Linked DNA regions of Mus musculus: all the other regions are linked to region 2. Evidence: chromatin loops called from intact Hi-C (ENCODE). Cell type or tissue: heart. All regions are shown on one strand.

Region 1 (8,000 bases), 53 kb after region 2:
TACATACACATATACATATAATATACATATACATATATACATATATGTATACATGATCAACAATGTCCTTGACCAGACACAGCACAGGGTCCTGGTTAGAGTCAGCCTGCAGGTCTCCAGTGGGAAGCTCTGGTGTGCATGTTGTTTTGAATGTCTGTAAGCTCACTCATGCTACTCCTCCATCTTGAGGGGTGGGAGGTGGCTTCATGATCCCAGTCATGGCTGAGCAGTCTTTCTCTGGGATGTTGGAACTGGGACAGTGGAATACTCTTCAGCCAGGCAACAGTGCAACCTGCTGATAGATCATCAGAGAAGAGTTTTATGCAGAGAAAATGATGGAGCAGGTATGCCGAGAGCGCCGATAGATAGCAGGTGGTGAGGAATCAGGGTGATTACCTCGGCTCTCTGATGCCCTGTTCTTGGTTCTAGTCCATCCCGAGCTCATTAAATAGTAGAAAGAGAAAATGAAAGAGAGTTATGCCAATAGCCTCCTATGAATTCAGGAGGGAATCCAAGCGGTGCTAGTGGGAGCCAATGAATGGCTTTCAAGTGGACAAGGATTTCCTTGTGAGCCGGCTGTCTAAATGGAGCTAGTGCTTAAGCAGTAAGTCCGGAGTGGTGGGAAGGCTTAGCAGGCAAGTAAAAGATGGCTGCTTCCTAGGTGAGCTTAGAGCTGTGAGCACTAATGAATCTGTGTGTGTGTGTGTGTGCACACATGTGTGTATTAAGTGCCCTTCTGTATGTGTGTGTGTGTGTGCTTCCAAGTGTCTGTGTGTGTGTGTGTGTGTGTTTGTGTGTGTGTGTGTGTTTGTGTGTGTGTGTGTGCTCCAAGTGCCCCTCTGTGTGTGGAGAAGGGGTGAAGGTGGCACTTTTTGTTCTCTTAAAAATCCAGTAGCTGCTATCTACCGGGTTGCTATTTGTTGTTGTTGTTTGTGTGTTAAATGTGGGCTCTGGGAACCAAAGGATGATTCTTTGTAAGAATAGCAAGCACAGCCCCTAAGCCATCTTTTTAGCCCTCTACATCATTTCTTGAGAGAGGGCCTCTCACAGTATCTAGAACCCATCAATTGGCTAGATGCACTGGCCAGTGAGACCCTGGAATTCTGTCTCTACTTCCTAGCACTGGGGTTTTAAGTACCTGCTGCCACACCTGGTTTTTTAGGTGCATGTTGGTGGCTTTTTAGGTGTGTGTTGGTGGCCTCCCTGAGCCATGGTCCCAGCCCTGTGAGTATTGATTACACATTTTTTTTGCAGTGCTGGGGATAGAACCCACCTCTTTGCTCGTGCCAACCCAGCACTCTGTCACCGGTCCCCAACCTTAGTCCTTCTGCTCACTGCTTCTCTGGGGACTTGGGCTGAGTTTGAGACTGGAAAGTCTAGTCTACTTCCAACCATCTGACTCTCCTTTCACAGAGCTATATCCTCAAAGTTTGCCATGGACCCAAAGGACGGCGAGGTGAGAGGATCGCACTCTCTTGACTTGTAGACGTGTGTTGCCATGGCGGGAGATGCTGGGCAGGAACACAAACCAGGGCGTTTCTGATTTTCTTCCTTGAAATTCCTTTCCCCAGAGGCCCCTAGGCTCCGGAGGCTCTTGTCATCTCCTCATTGAGGCCGATGAGGATGAGAGTTCTGTTGGGAGGCATTTCCACTTAATCAAGGCCAGTCATACCCAAGCTCGAGGATTAGCCTGAGATCTGCAGATCTGCACAGTTGCTTGGGCAGCCTGCTTTCTGTCTTCACTACCTTGTTATCTGGCCCTGCTCTGAATTCCTGTAGCTTTTCCAGGACTTAAACAACAAGATTAACAGCTATCATTTTTTTGAATGCCTGCCATATGCTAGACTCTCTAGTGGATCTTTCACAAATATTATTGATAATAACACAGCAAAGATAACTAATATTTATTAAGCATTTACTGTGTGCTAGGCATTGTGCCAAGCCTGGTACGTGTATTAACTCACTGAGAATCCTGAAAGTGAGGCAATGTATGCCTCATTACTTTTTTACATATAAGTGATGGTGGAACGTAGCTTGGCCCGACTCCAAGGCTTCCCCCCTCCCCCAATTTTTGGTGCACTCTTGCTTCGTTGTGTTCTAACTGGGCCAGGCACATCAAATTGCCTAAGATGGGCTGGGCAGATGGTTCTAGTTCTGCCCCTTACTAACTGCAGGGGTTGGGGGGGGGCAGAGTTCGGGAGAGCACTGTATCTCCTGGGAGCCTGAGTTTATCTGCAAAATAGACACAATAGTGTCACTTTTTTCATAGGGTTTTAACGAGTTACACAAGAGGCATCAATGGGGGTGCTGGATGCTGAGGGGGTGTTCCATGCAGAGGTGAGTTGCTTCTTTAAGACCGTAGCTCTGATATGGGACAAGGCTACATTGAGAGAACATCACTGACTGGAAGTCAAGCAGTGCCTGATGAGAAGAATTCTGACTGAAAGCAGCGCTATCTTACAGACCCCAGGGTTAAGGGACCTTCACCCTATAGAGACGAGGGTGGACAAGTAGACATTAGTCTCTTCCTTGATGAGTTTTGGAATTCCATCCTGTATTCAGAGGGTTGACTTCTTGCATGATGCCCTTTCAATAGTATTGCATTACTAATGAATATGTACAACCATGTCCATAGTCCAGGCCCTGTGGTGGTTTTGAAGGCCTTTAGCTATTCTTGCCATTAAAAGGTAGGTAGCATCGAGTGGTCTAATCTCACACCTGGAATGGCCACAGTGGTGGTAGGAGGGAGAGGAGGGTCTGCTCAGATCACTCTCTCAAGAGAACCAGCCACCATGTTGGGATTAGGTTTCAGCGAACATAGAGAGACCACATGTAGCTTTGGACAACAGCCCCAGCTCAATTCCTTGCTGACAGCCAATGTCAGCTGCCAGATGACTAAATGAGACCTCAGGTGATTTAGCCCAACTTTCAGCCTGCTTTTCCAGCCGACACGGTGGTGGGGGGAACAAGCTGTTCCCCATAAGCTTTGTCTAATTGCTGACATGAGCAATATAAATGCTGTCACTTCAGCTGTGAGGTCGTGGGGCCTTTTGTTATCCGGCAGCGAAGTGGAACGCGCGCACATACATAACCTCACTGAGAAGTGGTTGGACACAGTTCTTTGCGATCATGCTCTGAAGTCATACTGCTATGTTTCAAAGCTTACTTCAAAGCAAGTGGCATAGCCTGTTGAGACTGCTTGTCCCCTGTAAGATGGTAACAATGACCAGGTTGATTAAGGATGTTGTATTAGCTTTCTGGGGTTGCCATAACAAAATACCACAGTCTGAGCTGCTCAAAGAATAGAATTTCCTTAATTCTTAAGCTAGAAGTCTGAGGCAAAGGGCTGGCAGAATTGATTTCTTCTGGGTCTCCAGAAGGCCACTATCTCTGTGTCCTTTCTTGTGTGTGTGTGTGTGTGTGTGTGTGTGTATGTGTGTGTGCGTGTGTCCACCTTTCTTCTTAAAGAGAACAAGTCATATTGCTTAGAGCCTACCTAAGAGCAACTAGGACCTCATTGCATGTTCCAGGTGTGATCTCGTCTCCTCTCACTAGAATAATGAGCAGAGCAGTTCTCTACTAACATAGTATGACCTGCTGGCCTTCAGCTTGGTGATGGTAGCAAAGAGTCCCTTCCCAAGGAAGGTAGAAACTATTTCCTGACCTTCCAGTGGCTGCTTCTTCATTTGGGGACCCTTTGAAAGCTTTCTGGATTAAACCTAAGAATCCCAGAATAGTCCAGCTAAGGAGAGGGAACTATGTAGACAGCACCAGTTGGTGTCTGGGATTGTTTGCGTGTTCCAGAACTGACCCCTGGCACCGCTCCTACTGCACACAGTTTGGAAAAAGGTATTTTAGAGAGAAAGTCCCAGTTCAGAGCAACCTTTCTGCCAAGTCCTTTGTTTTCCTTATGTTGCCACGGTGTCTGGGACTGAATTTTTAAAATGGCATTTTCCTGGAAAGGACTTTTTGGTCTTTTTTGGAAATGTATCATGTAAAACAAGACCACTGGTAGGCCATTGGCATGATGTTCCCAGGGCCAGCTTGGGAAATAGCAGGTGGGGGAGGGTCACCGGGAGTGGGGAAAAGGAACAGAAACATATTTGGAGGGAAGAAGGGAGGCCACCGAGAGGTCGCCATTCCTGGGTCACAAGTGAGCTCGGGGCTCAGATTCATTCCCATGGGCAGGCATCATGATGGGGAAAGAAAGAGAGAGATGGCCCCAGAGCCAGGCTGTGGGGATGTTCCCCGAGCTCCTGTTGACAGACAGCACTTCTGCGTCTCTGTCCATTACAGACAGAGCATGCTCCTGAGTTGCTTAGTCTGTGTAGGTGAGGCGGTGAGAACATGGTGCCCCAGGATCCATGACTCCTCCCTTTTAAAAGACAGCTAGGTCTATAACATTTGTACTGGAGGCTCCAAAAAGGTTAAGCCATGTCTTCTCGTGGGACTGGAGGGTCCTCAGTGCAGGACCCTGCTCCCCCTTCACCTGAGGATTCTTAGTGCTCAGAATCTGTTTTTGTTCTGTTTTCCAGAAGCTCGTGTGTGGGAGGAGGCTGGTTGGCGGGGCACTGACCCAGTGGCTTCTTCCTCTATTAGTAGTATCACAGACACAGGCCACCCTGTCACCACCTCCCTCCAGGCCCAGGGCCATGAGAATGATTGTTGCTAAATGGAATTTCTGTGGCAGGAAGGCTCTTGGAAGCACTTTGTAGAGCTGGCTTCCATCCTTTGGGCTCCTCTGGTATGCCGTTTATTCCTTGTCCTGACCTCCATGTCCCAGTGTCTGGTCTCCTGAGTTTATAGTGACTTGAGAGTATGGATGTGCTTATAGATTCTGAAACCCTCTGGACCTCTCCGTTTAAGTTTCTGGTTGTTCAAATGACTTCCATTGTGTAAGTAGGATTGATTAAAATTTGGGACATTGATTACTGAAATGAACCCCTTAGTTTCTCTCTATTTTCCGAGGTGAGGGATGTACGTTTCCGGAAGATGGATGCTGGTTAGGGGGTGGCACTGAAAGTCCTGGCTCCAGGAGTTGGTTTGAAGTAAGGAGGCCAGAGTTAAGTGACCAGAATTAAGAACCTTTTATTGCAATTTTCTTCCATCCTTAGTATCGGGCAGCTTTCCCCCTTTTCTTGGTTACAAGATGCCCATTGCTCCCCCAGGCATTTTGTCCTTGCTCCTGGGTAGGAAGAAGATAAAATGGAAATGAATAAACACAGACCGCTCCTTCCAGAGGCCCGTCAGTTAGCTTCTGTTTCTGCCTCCCTGGCACACGGATACCATCGTCTGTGCTACCTCCTTTGCAGCACGTTCATTGCTGACTTGTGGAGAACTCCAGACTCTGTCACAAGAACGAAGAAGGAAGAGTACTGACGTGGGAGTCAGTATAAGTATCTATGTCATGCATGTTGCTGTAATAATTTTCCATGGACTCAAACTCTGTGCATGCTAAGGGTGCCCTCATCATAACAACTGAGTTCTATGCTATTAATAGTTAGCGTTTGATGCCCACTTTATCTTCAAATTGCTATCTCACAGTATTTGTTACGATAGATAGGTTCCATTTCTTCTTTTGTCAGTGGCTCCCCCTTCCTGTTCATCTCAGCTGAGTCCCTTGTTCTCTTCTGAAGATGGGATGCCTGGTCGATCGTTCTATAATGATGGTTGATGGTCTTGAGCACCGAGATATGTCTGGCTAGCCTTTGCTAGTGGAAAGTCTGCTGTCCATTTTTTTTTTACTGGTAATTTCTCGTACCTCCTGGTGTGCTGTTTTGAGAATTCTGTGGTCTGTATTTTGCATTTTTCTCAAATGAGCCTGCAGGCACTTTCCCGCCTGCTCTAGACTCCATGTCTCTTCAGTTCTAAGATCTGTGCCTGCAGTAGTCTCTCTTCTCATTGCTATAGCAGGATACCCATCAAGGTCAGCCAAGGAAGAAGGCAGGGTTTACTGTGGTTCACAGTTTGAGGGTACAGTCCATCACATAGGTAGCATCGAACAGCTAGTCACGTTGCATCTGTAACCAGGGAGTAGAGAAAGATGGCTGTTGGTACTCAGTTCACTTTCTCTATTTTATACAGTGTGGGACCTCACCCCATGGACAGTGTCCACATTCAGGATGAGTCTTCTTTCTTCAGGAAAGCTTTTCTGGAAATATCCCCAAAGGCAAGGCCTCCGGAGTGATATCAAAGTTGTCCATCAGGACCATGTGGGTATTGTAAACTGTTCTCAGGCAGTTTCTGGATGTTTCTCCGTTCCTTTAGCTTCCCCCTATGGCACTCAGACAGTTGGGCCTTCAGTGTCTGTTTCTCACAGGTCTTCCTGTATTTTTTTTTCTGATCCTAATTGTTCTATGTTACATTCTGGATAATTTTGAAGGCTTGTTTCAGCTTGGTATGCCTCTTTTCAGCTTCGTCTACTGTACTGGATTAAAAAAAATGACATTAGGATTTGAACTCATGGCTTCTCGAGTGCTAAGCGCTTGCCTTATCACCAACCTATACTGTTCTACCTTCTGTTTAATATTGTTTGATCATATCTTTTATTTCTAAAGCTTTATTTTGTCAAAAAACCATAAAAAACAAGCCCACTATTCTATTTGTACTTTCTGTCCTTAAATCTTTTTCCTTACTTGACATTTTAAAAACGCAGACTACAATTTCTTAAGTAACTGTTTCATTTTAAAATTCTTGGGGTGTGGAATGGCCAATTTCAATCGTCAACTTGACTGGATTACAAGGGTAATGCTTAGGGTACTAAAGAGGTCTACCTTTGGGTGTGTCTATGAGGATGTTTCCAGAGGTTTAACTGAGGAGTGAAAAATCTCCCCTAAAGTGGAGGCACCACCCGCACGGGATGGGGTCCCAGACTGAGAAAAAAGGAGGACAGAAGAAGCCAGCTGCACACTAACTGGCTTTCTTCAAGCTTCTGGTCTGTGCCTTGGGCCAAGCCGCTGCCACCTTCTGTGTATTTCTTGGACCTTCCTTGAATGCCGTTGTCTGGCATTTGGTCACAGGGGTAGGAAATGCAATAAATACAAGGTAACAACTCTCTTATTTGTTTTATAGCCCTTTTAACTGTAATTTTTAGTTTAGTTGTGCTCTGCCTTGGAATAAAGAGAATTCATGGCAAGAAGTTTTTCCTTGTCCTTCCTTGTGTCCCAGGGATAGAACAAGGGTCAAATTTTATGTTACTTTTAAAAAATATATTATTTAAATATCAGGCATATGTTTAATTTTTATACATTAATTTTGCTAGATCATTGCCTAGATTTTCGTCACATACCTCTGCAGATGTTACTGTAAGGGCGCCTTTGGAGGTGTGATTAACATTCAAATTGAGAGACTTTGAGTGGGGCATCCCCCTCTCCAGTGTGTGTGTGGGCTGAAGACAGAGGTTTCTGCCTCCTAGCTATCTTTGGACTTGAGCTGTAACATCCGTGGCTCCCTGGGCTTCCAGGCTAATTTATTAAAGTCAATCCTATTGGCTTTGGTTTGCTGGAGCCCCCTGGTCCATGTACCAGGAGAGCAGTGGTGACTTTTAGAACTTAGAACACCTTTGTGTTTGGTCTTGAGCTGACTGCATTTCTCTTAGCTTCACCTCTGGAAAGCAGCAAGCATCACTAGGAAGTCCCTGGGTCCACGGGAAGGGCTTAAATTTAAGTCACTGTCGTCTGAGGGTCTCCAGCTCAGGCCTCCCAAATGCTATCTGTTCACAGTTGGTGGCTTTTATTGGGCATTAACGCCTCAGCCTCTACCAGGCACACTTGAGAACTGAGCAGTGGATTAAAAAAAAAGTCATACTATCTTCAGTTAGTTCATGATTTTGTGTTGGGGCACACACACACACAGCTACCTTAGGATGCACGTGGACACAGATCAGGCTCCTCTGGAGAGAGGCAGCTGAAGTACCCTACCCTTGATAGAAGTTCTTTTTATTTCTTGCGCGTAGGTATTTTTTATTTTATGAGCTCAAGTATGCCTGTGAAAATATTTTT
Region 2 (8,000 bases):
GCACAGAAGTTATACAACTGGAATTGACCCCTGGTGAATGCTGACCACTTGGAGTGAGGGGACTTCTGGCAAGTCTCTGGAATCTGGATGTTTTGAACTCTTTGAGGACTATAGACCCTCTAGGCTGTAAGTGTGCAGAGCTCTTCTTAGAAAATTCACAGTTAGGGTGGTGGAAGAGAGATGGCTCTGTAGCTAAGAGCACTTGCTGCTCCTGTAGAAGACCCAGGTTCTATTCCCAGCACTTACATGGTTGGTGGCTCACAAGTCTGTAACTCCAGGAATCTGACACCTTTTCCTGACCTCCATTAGGTACCATCAGGCACACATATGATGTGTGTGTGTGTGCATGTGCGTGCATGTGTGTGCGAGTGCGTGTGTGTGTGTGTGTGTGCGTGTGTGTGTACACCAAAACACACAAAATAAAAGAAGAAAAGAAAATGCACATTTGTATTTTCCAGGCAGGCTCAAGGTCCAGGAGCCTTGCTGAACCTCACTTTTCCTATTCACCGTCAACATTGACTGTTTTTCTTCCTCATAACCCAAGGGCACAGGGCAAGGCACGGGGCAGGGCTTGGAGCCCCAGAAAATCACCCCTGTGGGGAATGGAATCAGACAGGACAGGTTAATCAATGAGAGCTCACTGCCTGCTCCTTCTATAATTGCATTCCTGCCTTTTTATCCTAATAGCCAGCACTTAGAGTAATTGCATTCCAATAAGGCCCCCAGGTCTAGGGCCTCTGGGACCTGTTGACATGCCATCTGCTTCCAGTGGACTTCTGGAGGCTAAGACAGCCTTTTGATATGTTTCACTGTTTTTTCCCCTCTCTCTCTTTCTTTCTTTCTTTTTCTTTTCTTTAAGAAAGACAAAGGACTTTCTAATAGCTTTTGTCTCAAATCCCTGTGTCTTAACCCACCCACATCACATTAGCTTTGGAGCTCAGAGACCTCCACCACCCTGGTGTCCTGGCAGCCACAACTCTCTTCCAAGTCGATGAGGTCTGGAAATACCTGGCTTTGGCCTGGAGTGGCTGCTACAGCCCAGGCTGAGATCCACCTCTTAAAAGCTTGGGAGGTGCCCTCAGAGCCAGGTGTTGAGATACCTTAGCAACCTTCAGCTTACACACTTATTCTTAAGATTTAGCAGCACTGGCTCCAAAGGCTCTTACATTTTGAAGGAAAAACAAAACAAAACACACACACACAAAAAAAACCCTTAGTGCAAAGAAATAGGGACTCTCCCAAGAAACAGGGGTTTTATGAACCCAGAGGGTCATATTTCCAGAAATATAGCTTCCTCCAAAGAAGGTGCATGCATTCACTCTCCAGGCTCAGGGAAGCCCACAGAGCTCACAGAGAAAGTGCAGGGTTCATGGTGATTTGAGTTTCCCAAAAGACATGGCTCCTCTGCTGGCCCCCACCCAAGGAATGAGGTATAAAAGGGAGAGGTCTGGTGTTTGTTATATGACTTACAGATGCCCCTCCCCCTTCATGCTATTTTTTTTTTCTTGGAAGAAGTTTCCTCCAGGACTCCTTGGCCACAAGGCTTCCTCAAGTTCACCTTCCTTGTCCTGCATCTTCAAGGTTGGGTTCCTCATCTGTTCTGGCTGAGGGAGGGAGAAGAGAGAGTTTAGCCTTGCAATAAGAGGAGGAAGATCCTTGAATGGTTAACCCTTCCCCTCCCAACACGCTCATTCTAGCTGCTGCTCTGTGGTCTAGCAGGAAACACATTTATCTTTCAGGAAGGTGGGCTGCTCTCTGAAATCATGGCCTCTGCCAGTCACAGGGCATGTGCCTTTGGGGAAGAGCCTCACCACCTCCTTGATAATAGTTTTCCTCTAGTGGGAACAGAGGATGAGATTCATTTTACAAGGTGGAAATTAAGGGGGGACATTTTCATGATATTCTCTATGTAATTTCCGTCTTTAGTGTTCTGTTCTTGTCTCTCCCGCATGGGCACACCGTTCGATCCACTCACCCTGAATCCTAACCTCTTGTTTACCTACAGCAGACAACTGAACTCCACAGCTTTGGGCTTTTCCCATCCATCAGGCTCCTACTCACAAGCTTAGGTTCTTCCTAAAGTTGCCAGCAGTGTAGCCTGAGAAGTGAGAACACCCACAGGCAGGTCAGTTTGTTGTCTATCCTTAACTGCCTCTGATTGAATGAACACCAAGGTCTTTCATCTAAGACTGTTAGAGATGCAGCACACTGCCTAGGGACCCTGCCTGTGACTTTCAGGTTGTAAATAAGTTCCCCATGTGGCCTGAAGTCAGGCCTTGGGTGGGTGGTGCAGGGCACACACCATTGCTCAAGGTCAGACCTAACCCTTTCTCACCTTTGCTACCATTGTTCTTGCCAGAGACACCACCACCAGGGACATTCCATGAATGACACTCAGCACCTTAGTCAGGACGGTCTGAACCGCCTCCACCACTGCCACCACTAAGTTTTGCTGTGCTTTGTAAGCATATGGGCTTTTGGTCTTACTAGAATCTTGACGTGGACAGGTGGTAAGGAGGAAGATAGCAGCGGGGGGAGGGAAGGGGTCAGATGTGGCCAGAGATTAGGGATTTTTCATTAAACTGCCTGTTTAGGTAAGGGCTTTTAGGGGCAAAGCTGCTTTACCTGATAATGGCAGTTTATCTGAATTCCATTCTACTGAAGGAAGCCTCTTTTAATCTTAATTACTGTGGTTAGTAAACCTCTGGGTTTCATCCCAAAGCCTTCCCACCCTGTGGTAAACGGAGCTGCCTGACTCTCAGCTTTAGCTGCTCTGGTCACTTCAGGGGGCAGATATCCTTTGTCATCTGCCCCTTTAGGATGCTTGCAACATTTGGTGAATGTGTGAAGGGCCTTTGGGCCAACTCAGCAAAGGAAGATCTGGCTTGAAGATCCTTGCGGCTCTGCACAGCCAGTCAGGGCAGCAGAGCAGCTCGGGTAGATGTGACTGGAACTCAACCACACTCTCCACCAGCAACCCGAAGTGCAGACTGGGACTCGTGCCACTTGGTCGTTTGGTTAAGTGAGCACTCAGGAGGCAGAGGCAGGCGGATTTCTGAGTTCATGGACAGCCTAGTCTACAAAATGAGTTCCAGGACAGCCAGGGATATAACAGAGAAACCCTGTCTCGTAAAACCAAAAAAAAAAAAAAAAAAAAAAAGTGAGCTCGGTAGAGGCTGGTTAAAGCGGTGATCTTCTGACTTGAGGCATAGTCCAATGGCTGGAGGAGCGGCGTCTCTTGTGGGGGTGGCAATATTGCTCAGGCAGAAGGACAGCTTTGAGGGAACCACCAGAACAAAGGGAGCTAGACAGAAACGTTGGTTGGTTGGTGGTGGTGGTAGGGGCGACTGCCAGGGAGTGGGCCTGAAAGCCTTTAGGGAATCAGTACACCGGGCAAAGGCAGGGAAGGGTTAAAGGGCCTGGGAACTCCTGTTTCCAATCACTTGTCAGTTCGCTTTGCTTATCAGCCAGGATGGGGCCGCGGGGAGAGGCTCCGAGAGCTTTCGGTTCCAAGCTCTTCCCCCGACTCCACACTCTCAAGCTCTCAGCGTTCTCATTCCCTTCCAAGGCTCTCGGCTCAGTCAGGAGGTGGGGGAAGGGATGGAGCTGCGAGGGTTGGGGGAGGGCTTGGAACCCAAGCACAGTTAATGGAGTAGAGTGCAAGTTACTAAATACAGCCCTAGGGGGTGGCAAGGCGGTCGAGTCTCTGCCGTAAACCTTCAATTGGCCCCTCCTTCTCCCACACCGCAGAGAGCCAGACTTGGGGCAGGCTGCTCAGTCCCCCTTACTTAACTCACTTTAGGCCAGCACCCTTCAACACCTTTCGCTTTTACAATGACCACTGAGCCAGACATCTCCACGATGTATTTGTGTCGCTCCTTTGACAAGGCTAATGAAGCATCCTTCACCTCGTGCCAGCCTATTTTCTTTTCTTTTGCGACCAACCCAGGCTTGCCTTGAACTCTTAATTCTTTTGCCTCAGCCTCCTGACGGCTGAAATTAGAAGTGTGTACCACTCTGTCTGGCATCATGCTGGCTTCCCAAGGGGTGGAAAATTTCATTTCTGCCAATTTATAGTTACTAAGCTCCCTGGTTTCGGCCATTAGGAAACTAGTTACATTTTCTTTCTGTATCTCCACTAGAGTTACTAGCTCAAAATATGATGCCCAGGAGAGAGGGCAGAGCAATCGGTCAACCGGATCCAAACCGTGATAGACCTTGACCCCACTCAGGTGCAGTCACATTTGGGTACGGTTACCATAGTAACAACAAATCCTCGGATGGCAAGCTTTTGTTCTGGTTGCTGTCCTGAAGAAAAGCAATGCGCTTGGTGTCTTAAATTGCCCGAATTTGACATTCTAGTAACCAAACTAAAGAAAGGAGAGAGGCAGATGTGTTTCAGCAGACAAGATGTAAATGACGTCAAATGTAAACAGTAGAGCCACTGTTTTGTGCAGAGCATAAGTTGCCTGTCAGAACAGAATTGTGTTCACATATGCTGGGGAGCTAGGTATGTGAGGAACTGTCATAGATAAGAGGTGGGTTAGTCTAGAGTGGGGGATCGGCCAGGAGTGTGGAAGAGACACAAGAGAATTGGTATCCTGTGATGACAGAGGTGAACTCTGGGCTAGAGTCACAGTCTTCCCCTGGCAGAGGATTTGCAAGGCTTTGGTTCTTCCAAGTTTGTACATCCCAGGCTGTTTGGCTCCGTCCAGAATCCATCTTCCAGCTGTCCACTCTGTTTGACTGAAACTTTTTGCATCCTCTAAGCATCCTTCCCTGTCTCCTCGTCAGCTCTAGTTTCTGACTTTCCCGTGGGTTATCTCCCCCACTCCGATCCCTGCATAGACATCTGCATTTATGTATGCCCAAGCCTGTTTTGTTTTGTTTTGTTTTATGTAGAGTTTAAGGACACACAGACTTAGAAGTTTTATAGATACAGAAAGATGTTGCTTCTAACGTTAAGCCCCTCTAAATTCCAATTTCCTCATCTATAAGGTTGGGACAATAATAAACACCCAACCAGACTGGCACAGGATTTAGTTGGAAGAGAACTGGATTCATTATCCATGGCTGCATAACAAATTACCCTACAATTTAGTGGTCTAAACTAGCAGTAAACACCGTGCCACACAGTTTCTATGGGTCAGGAATTTGGGAGCAGTTTAGCTGGATAGTTTGGACTTGAGATTTCTCATGGAGGTACGGGTTAGATCTTAGTTGGGGATACAGGCATTGCAAGGTATGGGTGAGGTTCCGATTCTAAAATGGTTTACTTGCCTGGTTTAAGACAGGAGCTGAGCCTGGTACTTGCACCGTGGCTAAAATGCCCCGGTAAAAATGACTGATATTTATTTTGGCTTATAGTGTCAGAGGGTCTTTGCCCATCGTGGCAAGGAAGGCTTGGCTAAGCAGATCATTTTGGGATGGTGGGAGGTTTCAGTAAGGCTTGTTTGCATCATTGTGGACCAGGAAGCAGAGAAAAGGGGGAAGGGAGGAGAACCTTCACAGACCTACTTCCACCAGCTGGACCCCATTTTCTAGAGCCCCCACACCGTCCCAAAAGAGTACCACCAGCTGGAGAACACGTTCAAAACAGGAGCCGGTGGGAGCCAGTTCAGACGCACGCCCATCCTAACGAGGAGGTTTTAGTTCTTCCCTGTGGGATTCCCCACGGGGCGGGGCTTCTTGAGTGCCTTTGCCACACAGAAGTGCTATTCCTCTGGAGTGAATGAGCCAAGAGAGAAGAGGGAGACGCTGTACTGTCATTTACATCTCAGCCTCAGAAGTCACACATCCTCATTCCCACAAATCCTATTAGTTACACATGTCAGCGCTAATCAGTGGAGAAGAGCCCTGTACGAGCACATGGATACAAGGGCGTGGCGCTCACTGGTGGCTCTCAGGGAGGCAGACTACCGCGAGTACTTGCCTAATGCTCATCAAGACCATGGAAACTGCAGCTCTAGCTACTAAGCCCAGGTGCGTTATAAGTTCAAGACCTCCTTGGGCTAAGGAGTGAGTTTGAGTTTGTCTCAAAACTGAAACTAAGATCTAGGGATATAAGTTCACTGGAAGGGGCTTACCTAGCATGTGCAAAGCCCTCTGCCTCTGCCTCTGCCTCTGCCTCTGCCTCTGCCTCTGCCTCTGCCTCTGCCTCTGCCTCTGCCTCTGCCTCTGCCTCTGCCTCTGCCTCTGTCTGTCTCTGTCTGTCTCTGTCTGTCTCTGTCTGTCTCTGTCTGTCTCTGTCTCTCTCTCTGTCTGTCTCTGTCTCTGTCTCTGTGTGTGTGTGTGAGTGTGTGTGTGTGTGTGTGTGTGTGTGTGTGTTGGGTAATCCTTAGTAACACATACCTACCTTCCCTCCATATTAAAAGATTCACTAGACAGTAGCTTGCCATTCTCAGTAACTCACACTTCAACACCCCTATTTAAAAAATGAAGTCCTGGGGTTGGGGATTTAGCTCAGTGGTAGAGTGCTTGCCTAGCAAGCGCAAGGTCCTGGGTTCCATCCTCAGCTCTGGGAAAAAAAAAGACAAAGTAACAAAAAAAAAATGAAGTCCTTCAGGGTTGAGCCCAGGTTTTTGTCCCTACGTGTATCCCATTGCAGTATACACATTGTGGTAATCATATTGCTAGGTTCATACTCAATGCTGAATCCACAATGAAGCTTTGGAGGGAGTCTGAGTGGTGGCAGGCGCTGAGTGAATGCAGAGAGAATGCTTCCACAGATGCTAAGATCTGTGCATCTATAATTCCCCACTGGTATAGAACCAAGACCTGAAGGTTTCTCATATTTTGGTGATTCATTATTGAGTATGTTTGATAATAAAACAGCATGTAGGGTAAGCTTTCTGGAAAAGAGTCCCATAGCAGCTGTATGGTGGGGTATGTTTTGACATCTGAAGGGTGACTTCCCTGTTAGTCCCATCCCTGGGCCAAGGCACACATGGGGACCTATTGATATTTTGTCATACTCAATTTCCTATCTTGATGATTCCTGTGTCGTTCTCCCAGGTACAGTTTCCCTTTCTAAGAGACTCTGACATACTTTTCTTAGGGTTCATTCAGAGGCACACCAAGCATTTTATGTGAGAGGGCCTCCAAGCAGGGCAGGATCTGAGCCGCTGAGGTAACCGATACTTTGGGCAATATTGAGTTTCCAGACGTCTAGTGCAAACTGGAGTCTTTGCCCCGGCTCCTCGTGCTTCAGAGTTCACCAATTGTCTTTTACCCCACAGACAAAGCTGTCCTCACTGGTCTGTGCTGTGTGCCCTGCTTTCTCACAGGGAGTCTCCCTTGAGAGGCAGCTCCTCCTGGGGCCTCAGAGACAAAGACCCTTGAGGGACAGGTGTCTTCTTAGAGATTTCCTGTGTAGATCACATTTCCACAGGCTCGAGGACCCAGTGCCCTCTCCCCAGTTTCTTAAAATCCAAACAAGTGGTTTGAATGTCTTTCCTCCTTTCTTAAAACTAGGGGAGCAGGGCAAGAAGACTGAGAACCTTTCTCCTGGGGTGGAGGGAACCGGGTTACACTGAGCAATATATGACCCTGGGTAATGAAAAGACCAAGACATACAGACTATGGATGGGAGAGGGTCATAGGAAGCAGACAGTATTAGCATCCCGTCTAAGTCAAATCAGGTCACTGCATGGGACTCTGAAAGGAAATTAAAAGTGCTTCTTGGTAGAGAATTTAAAAAATAGTGGAATTGAAATCTTCATTGATAGTAATAAAAATTAGCATAACTAACTCTGAAGGAAACAATATCACATATCAGGGACCATCGTAGTCTAAGGCAATGGGACTCTAGAAAAAGCATCACCTTGAACAAACTTCTTTTATTTCACTTCACACTAGGGTACTGGGGACTGAACCCAGGAATGGACTATGTCCCTGAACTATACTGCCAGCTCGCAGCAGCATTTTTAATAGAGAGCACGTTGAGAAATACAGCTAGTCGGGGAGCTGGGCCTTGTTGGCGAGGAATCCCTTGGGTGCAG
Region 3 (8,000 bases), 91 kb before region 2:
CGAATGAGAGGATCTCATCCCCAAAGCTGTCCCCAAGTCCCCTAGGGACTTCCACTTTCTCTAGGACTCGAAATCCTTCTGTCCTAGGGGTGTTCGCTCCTCAGACTGGAAGTCTCACAAACAATCCTGAGAGATGCCATGCTGGAGAAGGCATGGGCGAGACATGTTCCCTTGTAATGTCTTGTCTTTCTCTGGTGCCCTCATTACTAGGGGTGGGGGGTGGGGGCAACGTTACAGACAAGGACCACTCTGTGGATCTGGTTGTAGGTGTAGTCGGTGGAAATGCATGGTGGAAATGCATGGTGAGGCCATCAAGGGAGGAATCCCTATGGCTAGGAAGGCCCAACTGAATGACAAACCTGTCCTGAGAAATGGCCTTGAACAGTTAACAAACACCAAATGCCCCGCTAAGTCACTTGGTCAAGGCCTCTCCATCCTCCTCAGAATCTGGCTGGCACCTCAGGGTTTCCAGAAAATTCCCAAGAACCCAGAAGAGGGAAAAAAAAAACAACCAAGATCCTCCCAGTTAGAATGGCCACGTAACCAGCCGCTCACTCCCTTAAGCTCCAGTCACAGTGTTAGCCATGCAGCCAGACATAAACACACACAATGGGTGTTTGGGACCAAATGCAGGGCCTGGGACCTTGACAGAACTTGTCACAAGAGTATGGCCAGGACTGGGGGCATTAGTTCTAGGGAGACTTGGAGCCACTAGGAGTACAAGTAGTATTGTGGCCTCTTTATTCTGTGGTCCACAGATCCCTCGAGGCCTGGGGCCCCCTTCTCAGTGCTGAGGGAAGAAAAGATGGACTGCTGTGCCTCTGGCCAGCTCTTTGGGTATAGAAAAGTGACTCTGAGGGTGGGTGGGTGGTATGGACAGCTGGGGGGGGGGTTGCACACACTTATGTTACCCAGCCAAGAGCAGTCAGGGGTCCCCTTTCAGTCACCTCACACATATGCATAGAGAGTAAGTAGTCTTATCCAAGGCAGAGAACTCAGAGAGGGGAAGTGGGTTTATGTTTGGATGGCGGTGGCATTGTGAAGGTCTGTTCTAAATGCAACCTTGGATGGACGAGATGTGGGGGTGCATCCTTCTTGCCTGTGCCCCCAATGAACAAGGACAGAGTTTCTCGCTAGGAAAGTATGCATCTAGCTTTTTGAACCGTCTAGCCTCTTGGCTAAGCACACTTGCAAGAGTGTGGTATTCATACTAGCAGACCTGGAGTCTTCTGGCCTACAATCCTGAGGCTTCCCCTGTGGTTCAGCTGGACCCACTTGAAGTCCCAGGGAAGCCTGTGGTCACTTCTGGGAAAGGCTGTGTATTTTCTGGCCTCTTTTATCCCTTTCAATGGCCTGTGAGCCCAGTGAGAAATGAGGGTCTCCCTGAAGATCAAGTCAGATCCATGGTCTCCTTTTGGGCCCCTCCCATACCCACTGAGGCTTAACATCACCTCCAAAGCCAGACGTGTCGCTGGACTTTGAAAAAAGTATGGTTCAGGCTCTACCAATATGGGGGATCCTATTTCTGCATCTGGGAGCTGACTGAAGCTGGATGTTGGAGTTGGACCTGAGGTCACTATGACTGGAGATAATACTCCACCAGCTTTAGCCAGCAGCAGGGTCCTCTGTGGTCACAACTCCTAATCACTGCCTTATCACCAGCTTGGGACCCTTCTGGTCCTTGCCTCTGTCTTTACGGGATGCGTTTAAGCTGGTACAGGGTTCTACCCAAAGGGTGAGAGACCCCGGCAGGGTGGTGCTGAGTGTGGTTCCCTAATCTGGGTTCTGCACCTAGCTGCAACTGGGCAGTCTTGGACGCCCTGAGACTTATTTACTCCGTAAGACCAAGGAGTCTTTCAGAGTGGCCAGCCAGCCCCCTCATCCCGGAACCCCACTGTCGTACCTGCAGCACGTTGGGGTGCCGCAGCCGCTCCAGCAGCACCATCTCTTTGAGCAGCTTGTGGGCCGCCAGGCGATAGCAGCCCCTTCGCGCCCCGAACTCGCGCACGCAGCTGCCCAGATCGTGGCCGCTGAAGTCCACTGCTTTAAGCGCCACCGCGGCGCCGCCGGGCAGGCGGACCCGGTACACAGCCTTAGTGTAGCCTGAGCCCACGTACTGCGCGCCAGACACGTTGCGGAGCGCGGCGCAGCCTAGGCGCGGGCCCGGGCCGGGGGAGCCCGGGCCGGGAGCAGGGGGCCAGCCCGGAGCGCCGTCGGGCGGGGACCGGACCCGCGGGGGCCGGGGACGCTGCAGGCCCGGCCCGCCCGGAGCCAGGTCCATCAGGCGCCGCCGCTCTGGCCGGCCCGCTCCCGGCCCCGGCCCCCCGCGGGAATAGCGCTGCACCTCCTCGTAGCGCTCCCGGATCTGCCGGGCCAGCTCCCCACGGCCCCCGCGACGGCCCGGGCCCGGGGCTGCCGAGGACCCCGGGGACTGGCCTGGCCGCGGAGGCTCCGAGCCCGGTGCGAAGAGCACGTTGAGGACGGAGCCCAGCAGGAAGGAGGCGCAGAAACCAGCGGCCACGGCCGCCCGCCGGCGCCGCATCGCTCCCCTCCCCCCGGCCGGCCGCGCGCCGCTCCCCGGCCCCGGCCCCGGCCCCGGCCCCGGGCGGCTCAGGCTCCGAGGCGACTCGGCTTCGCGCCGCGCCGGCCCCCTGCCCAGCCCGCGCGCATGGCCCGGGCAGCCCCGACCCCGGCCCCCGGCGGGCGGCACATCGGCCTGACACTTGCCTCCCTCCCGCCCTGCCCCCGCCGCTTATAAGGCCCGGAGCCACCCCCGCGCCCGCCCCTCCGCCAGCGCCTCCCCGCGCCCGGCCGAGCCAGTCCTCGGCGCCGCCCCCTCTGGCCGCCCGGGCCGGCCTTCCCCGCTGACTGACAGCGGGACCTCCTCCCGCGGCCAGCCGGGCCTGGGAAGCGGCGCGGAGGCGGCTCCGGCCCTGCCCGGCGCGCGGCCCCCCGAGCTCGGGTTGGGGAGCGGGGGAGGGGGAGGGGGCGGCCGCGCGCAGGGCTTCCAAGCCCGAGGCCAGGCTGGATAACGGGACCCGGAGGCCGAAAGCGGAGCTGGCCGACCTGGTGCGGGGAGTTGGAGGGGCGAGGCCGGCGGGTAACGGGCTCCAAGGGGCAAGCCGCCAAGGCCCGGGTGCGGGGATCTCAGGGGTACACGCTGCCTCCTGGGGGAGGTGGGGAGTCGGGGCTGCAGTGCAGTGCGCAGGGGTTCCTCCTTCTGCGGGTGAGGCTGCTCTGGGACAGCCCGGGTTCAGGGTGTGATGAAGGGCGGCGCACTGGGGAGGCTGCCCCGCACCTGCGAGAGCGCGAGGGGTGGGGACTGTGGTCTCAGAGTTAATCAGGAGGTTTCGGAAGAATTCTTTTTTTTTTTCAACTGTCTTCTACCAGGACTTTCTGATTTTCCTGGTTCCCGAATCCCCACATCTCGACAACACAGCTCCATCCCCATCCCCGAGAACCTCGATCTTTGACCCGCCAGTAGGGGGTCGGAACCGTATACAGCGAGTGCATTAGTGTCCACGCACATCTGTCTGTGGAATGTGTGCATCCGCATGTCCCGAGGGGCTACTGTGTCTCTAGGATGGGAGTGAGTGTGTGCCCTGTGTGTTAGTGCTGACTCCATCAGAACTTCTGGTCCCTCCTCCTCCCTCCCTGATTGCATCATTAGTGCTAATTGAGGGGCTTTCACACGCCAGTGCATTAGCTGTTTGGAGTGAGCTCCCCCCTCCTGCGAGATAAGCTGCCGCCCCTCCCCCTCGTGGCTCTCCACTTCCCTAGGGCACTGAAACTGTCCACCGAGGTCGTCTCACTTCCTCAGGCTCCCTCCTGCTTTGCTCTGGGCAGGAAAAAGTTATCTCTCTTCCTGCAGTGCCGTGGATTCGGCTGGAGCGACGGCATATGGGGTAAAATTTAGGGGCTGGAGAAAGAATCCAGAGCCGCCTTTCTGAGGGGCTTTCTAGGAAGGAGGGGTTTTCCCTCAAGAGGTCTCCTGTTCCTATCCAACGCAGGGAGGAACTCTGTGACAGGGAATAAAACTTGCGGCTAGCTCTTTTGGAAGTTCAGCCTGTGATCGCACTGAGGTAGGCCTTCTGGCTCTGACTGACTTCTTGGTCCCCTAAAACTCAGAAAGTGGGGACCATGCTGAGTTATTCGTCATGGGAAAGGCAGGTTGAAGGAGGCCATGATTCCCCCTGAGAGATTTGGGTGGGTTTGATGGAGTGTGCGCTATAGGTCTGTTCCTGTTTAAGCTGCCCCGCCCAGCTCTGGCCCATAGCTGCTGGGAGGTTGGGGAGGGGGCTGTCTGAGCAGATGCCCTCCCCAGCCCTCACACCAGATGTCTTTGGTCTAATTAACTGTGCTGGGAAAACCAACCTGGGTTTGTAAACATAGCTACTGGCTAAAGTCAACAGGGAACAGGAGCAAACAGTCCCCTTCACTGAGCCTCATCTAGACCCAGCACCCCAGGGAAGGGAGCTGGGGGGGGGGATCAGAAATGCCCTGGCCCACAGATGAGTCAAAGAAAGACTGTCTGCCTGGGTGACCCCAACGTGACTACTATTCCCTTGCTAGTTCTACAGTGTCTACTCAAGAAGTGTGAGGACCAGCTAGCTACCATGCCCAGGAGAGGTTTGACTTCTGGCGGTTTCACCTCTGATGGCTGCACAACCAAACACTGTGTATGTGTGTGGCATATTTCTTGAAAAGCTTTCTTCAGATCCTCTGCATGTTCATGTCTCGGAGAAGCGTCCGTGGGGAAGGATTTGGCATCGTGAGTGTACAGCTCAGAGTTGGTGAATAGAATGTGAACATTGTTAACTTCATTACACATCATGTAGGTATTATAATAACATGTTCTGAAATTAGATAATTATTCCTGTGATATCTCTGCCAAGCTTTGGTGTTTCTGTTATGGTTTGAAAGTTCAGTGCACAACAGGGCCAGAGAAATAGGCACCAGTGTTCGCCTGGTGCCTACCCAGAACCCCGAAAGCAGGGTCCTCATGTAGAGAAACAGCGACCCTTCAGTTGTATTGACTCACATTTACTGTTTCCCTCAGCCCCCAGGGAGACACATAGACATCAAGACATGCATGCTCAGCCACAGAAATAGGATTTTTGCTCCTAAAAGGAAGAGATCAAAGCTTTGAACCAATTAGAGTTTCTGAATTGACAGACTTTAACCAATTTTTGATTGTTTGCCTGTCTGTGTGTGTGTGTGTGTGTGTGTGTGTGTGTGTGTGTGCCACCCAGGAAGAGGAGTTGTTTCAAAGAATTGGAAAACAGAAACACTATGCAATCCTGCTGTTTCCTCATTTTTATTTGCCCAGCCACTCAAAAACAGGCTAGGCAGGGCCCATATCACAGCCTGGGCCTCACAGGCCTGTGTCCAGCTCAGGGCCCACACCACAGCCTGGGCCTCAAAGGCCTGTGTCCGGCTCAGGGCCCACACCACAGCCTGGGCCTCACAGGCCTGTGTCCAGCTCAGGGCCCACACCATAGCCTGGGCCTCACGGGTCAGTGTCCAGCTCAGCCCTGGTTCTGTTTTCTCAACAGCTTTCAGACAGCAGCATCTTCTTGATCCCACTCTTTACCAGACTCCTCACCACACACAAGAGCCTTCAGACCAGCATTAGCTCAACAAGGCTTCATGCTTTAGACTTGCTATGTTTTCTTTCTTTCCTCCTTTTCCCCCAATTCCACACACTAGTCAGACACCAGTGCTTGGGAAGGAAGCAGCTGGCCTAGACTCTAAAAGGTCACCTTTTCTGGGAAATAGTTCATCGGTAATTTCTTTCTTCAGGACATCACATCCTCCCAGCTTGCCCGTGTTGAAGAACTCCGTTTCTTTCAACCCAGGTCGCTAATGCCTCTGTTGGAGAATTGTTTTCCTCTCAAAACAACCAGGGGATGAGCTGAACTGGTAACTCAGGCTTCCATGGGCTTCCGGTAGCCCTCTATGCAGCCTGGCACCCCAACTTTCCACCAGCCGGAAGAAAGCTACACTCCTCAGCCTGAGGCAGGTGCTTTCTTCCAGGCCATCTTCTACCTTCCTGAAGTGCCTTCTCCTGGTCCTTTGGTCCCTTCCTTTGTCTCAGCTGCATGTGCAAGATTTTATAGAAAGTAAAGACAATCCTTCCATTACCAGGGTATGCAGGGCCCTGGAGGATGTATTGTTGGAATTCTGTGGCTTTCTTTCCTTTAAGAATGTACAGAATCCCTTGCTCAGGTCTAGGAAAGGCTGCGTAAAGAACTCTGGATTTGGAGTAATGTCCCAGTTGACATTCCGTAGACAAGGTAGTCAACCCTTCTCTGTATTATGGTAAGTCCTCAGTATGTGTAATTATATAATTAATTATAGCAAACAGACATGTTTGCTGTGCTAGACAATGTGCTTGTCTGCGATTCTTCTTCAAGGCCGAAGCAACTTTGGCTCCGTTACCCCTGGTTTTCCACGGGAGAAATCCCTCGGCCTTCCAGGCTCCCTTTGAGTTGGAGTATTGTCTTTCCCCGGAATCAGCAGAGCGGCAAGCAGTTCATCAGACTGACTCTCCTGTACACTGCAATGGTTGCCAGAAGGCCTGGACCCAGCCTTCTGATACCACAGTAACCAAGAGTCCCAGCCTCAGCTATGTCCTTCTTGGAGCCAGGTCCTCAGGGAGCGGGACTGATTTCGAAAGGATGGAGGGTGAGGTGGCCACAGCCTGCTTCCTTCACCCGGTGTCCACCTCCCTGAGTGAAGAAGTGAAGCTCACCTTTCCAAGCTACAGAAACAAAACGAAATAGCAACAAAAACAAAAACAGACAATGACAGGTTTCTTACACACAGGACATAGAGGAGCCCCACATCAGAGTCCCCAAGGTTATGGGAGATGGGGATGGGGAAATGAGAAAGCCTGAATAGAGATGATTAAGGGGCAGAAACATGGACAGCTAAAGGCCTGGAATCTCAAGAGAGGTAGTCAGACAAAGATGGAGAAAGCTGTGCTCAGGGGACCCCAGCTTTCTGGACACAGCTTTGCTTCCTTGAGTGGGACTCTGCCTGGAAACTCGAGCCCCTCAGCTCCTTAACTATGTCAGGAAACAAGTCTCCCTCTCAAACCAGGAACCAGAATGTTCTGAGGGCTCCTGGTGCTCCCACAGCTTGGCCTGTTTATGCTGTTTCCCCAGCAGGCACCAGACCCTGTGATGGAGTAGCTCCCCACGCCAGCTCTTGCCAAGGCCTGCTCTAGCCAGCTGCTCCTTCCAGCTCAGCTGCAGCCACAGCTCAGGACGCCTGGTCATTGCTGAGGTGATCTCATCTTCCCTCCAGTTTTGGCTTTCTAAGATTGTGCCTGCTGTGTCACCCGGGAGAGGGTGTGAGAGGTTTACTTTGGGGCTGGGACCCTGAACTGAACGGAGAAGCAGGGAGCTGGGGAGGGAAAGCAGTACGGACCAAGCTCCAGGGCTTTTGCCTATGCTGGGTAGATGGAGTGGCAAGCGGAGAGCAAGAGTTGGCCATCCACAAGTGGTGATGGACTGAGCCAGCAGAGGCTGGTGGAATAGAGCCTGACACTTAGCATGTAAGAGCTAGGGCTGGAGGCATGTGTGCAGGTAATGGCTGGGAGATAACATATCATAGCTTCTATGACCAATCCTTGCTCTTTCCCTCTTCCTTCTTCTCTCTCTCCCTCTCTCCCTCCCCTCCCTCTCTCTTCCTCTCCCTCCCTCTCTCTGTTTTTTTCAAGGCAAGGTTTCTTCCTGTAGCCTTGGCTGTCCTACAGCTAGCTCTGTAGACCAGTCTGGCCTTGAACTCACAGAGCTCTACCTGCCTCTGCCTCTGCCTCTGCCTCCTGAGTGCTAGAATTAAAGGCATATGCCACCACTGCCCTGCTCCATGAATCCATTCTTTTCACTGCAGCTTGGGAAATGGAGTGGGGGATCAAGAGGGGATCACTGAGTGTGTCACGTGGCTCTAAACTCACAGAGGGTGGGCAATTATCTCTCATCTGCCATCCTCTT

What was found. A loop is a pair of places that touch in the nucleus more often than their neighbours do. Peaks named below come from ENCODE experiments on the same cell type or tissue, not always from the same donor. Only the 100,000 strongest peaks of a DNase experiment are listed, where the experiment ranks them.
Region 1: a loop joins it to region 2, with 2.0 times the contacts of the local background. A loop is called at or near these places in 3 of 42 quality-filtered maps.
Region 3: a loop joins it to region 2, with 1.9 times the contacts of the local background. A loop is called at or near these places in 7 of 42 quality-filtered maps.

What each region holds. Positions count from the first base shown.
Region 1 is chr17:83,066,086-83,074,085 of GRCm38, reverse strand. The region is part of intron 2 of Gm19689 (predicted gene, 19689); the gene reads left to right. Among named protein-coding and RNA genes, the nearest start is that of Gm19689, 8.1 kb to the left of the region's middle. In heart, no CTCF peak of the experiment used is centred here; a DNase peak (open chromatin) is centred at 4,635; H3K4me3 peaks cover 433 bases; H3K27ac peaks cover 2,284 bases.
Region 2 is chr17:83,118,679-83,126,678 of GRCm38, reverse strand. No RefSeq gene overlaps it. Among named protein-coding and RNA genes, the nearest start is that of Gm41631, 5.7 kb to the left of the region's middle. In heart, a CTCF peak has its summit at 3,702; a DNase peak (open chromatin) is centred at 3,568; H3K4me3 peaks cover 1,440 bases; H3K27ac peaks cover 6,431 bases.
Region 3 is chr17:83,210,008-83,218,007 of GRCm38, reverse strand. It overlaps Pkdcc (protein kinase domain containing, cytoplasmic), which reads right to left and starts at 2,725. Exons shown (of 7, transcript NM_134117.2): 1 at 1,904-2,725. The coding sequence starts at 2,542. Gm34686 (a long non-coding RNA gene) reads left to right here and starts at 2,874. Exons shown (of 3, transcript XR_001782234.2): 1 at 2,874-7,290. In heart, a CTCF peak has its summit at 3,469; DNase peaks (open chromatin) are centred at 1,987, 2,817, 3,617, 7,247 and 2 weaker places; H3K4me3 peaks cover 4,640 bases; H3K27ac peaks cover 6,136 bases.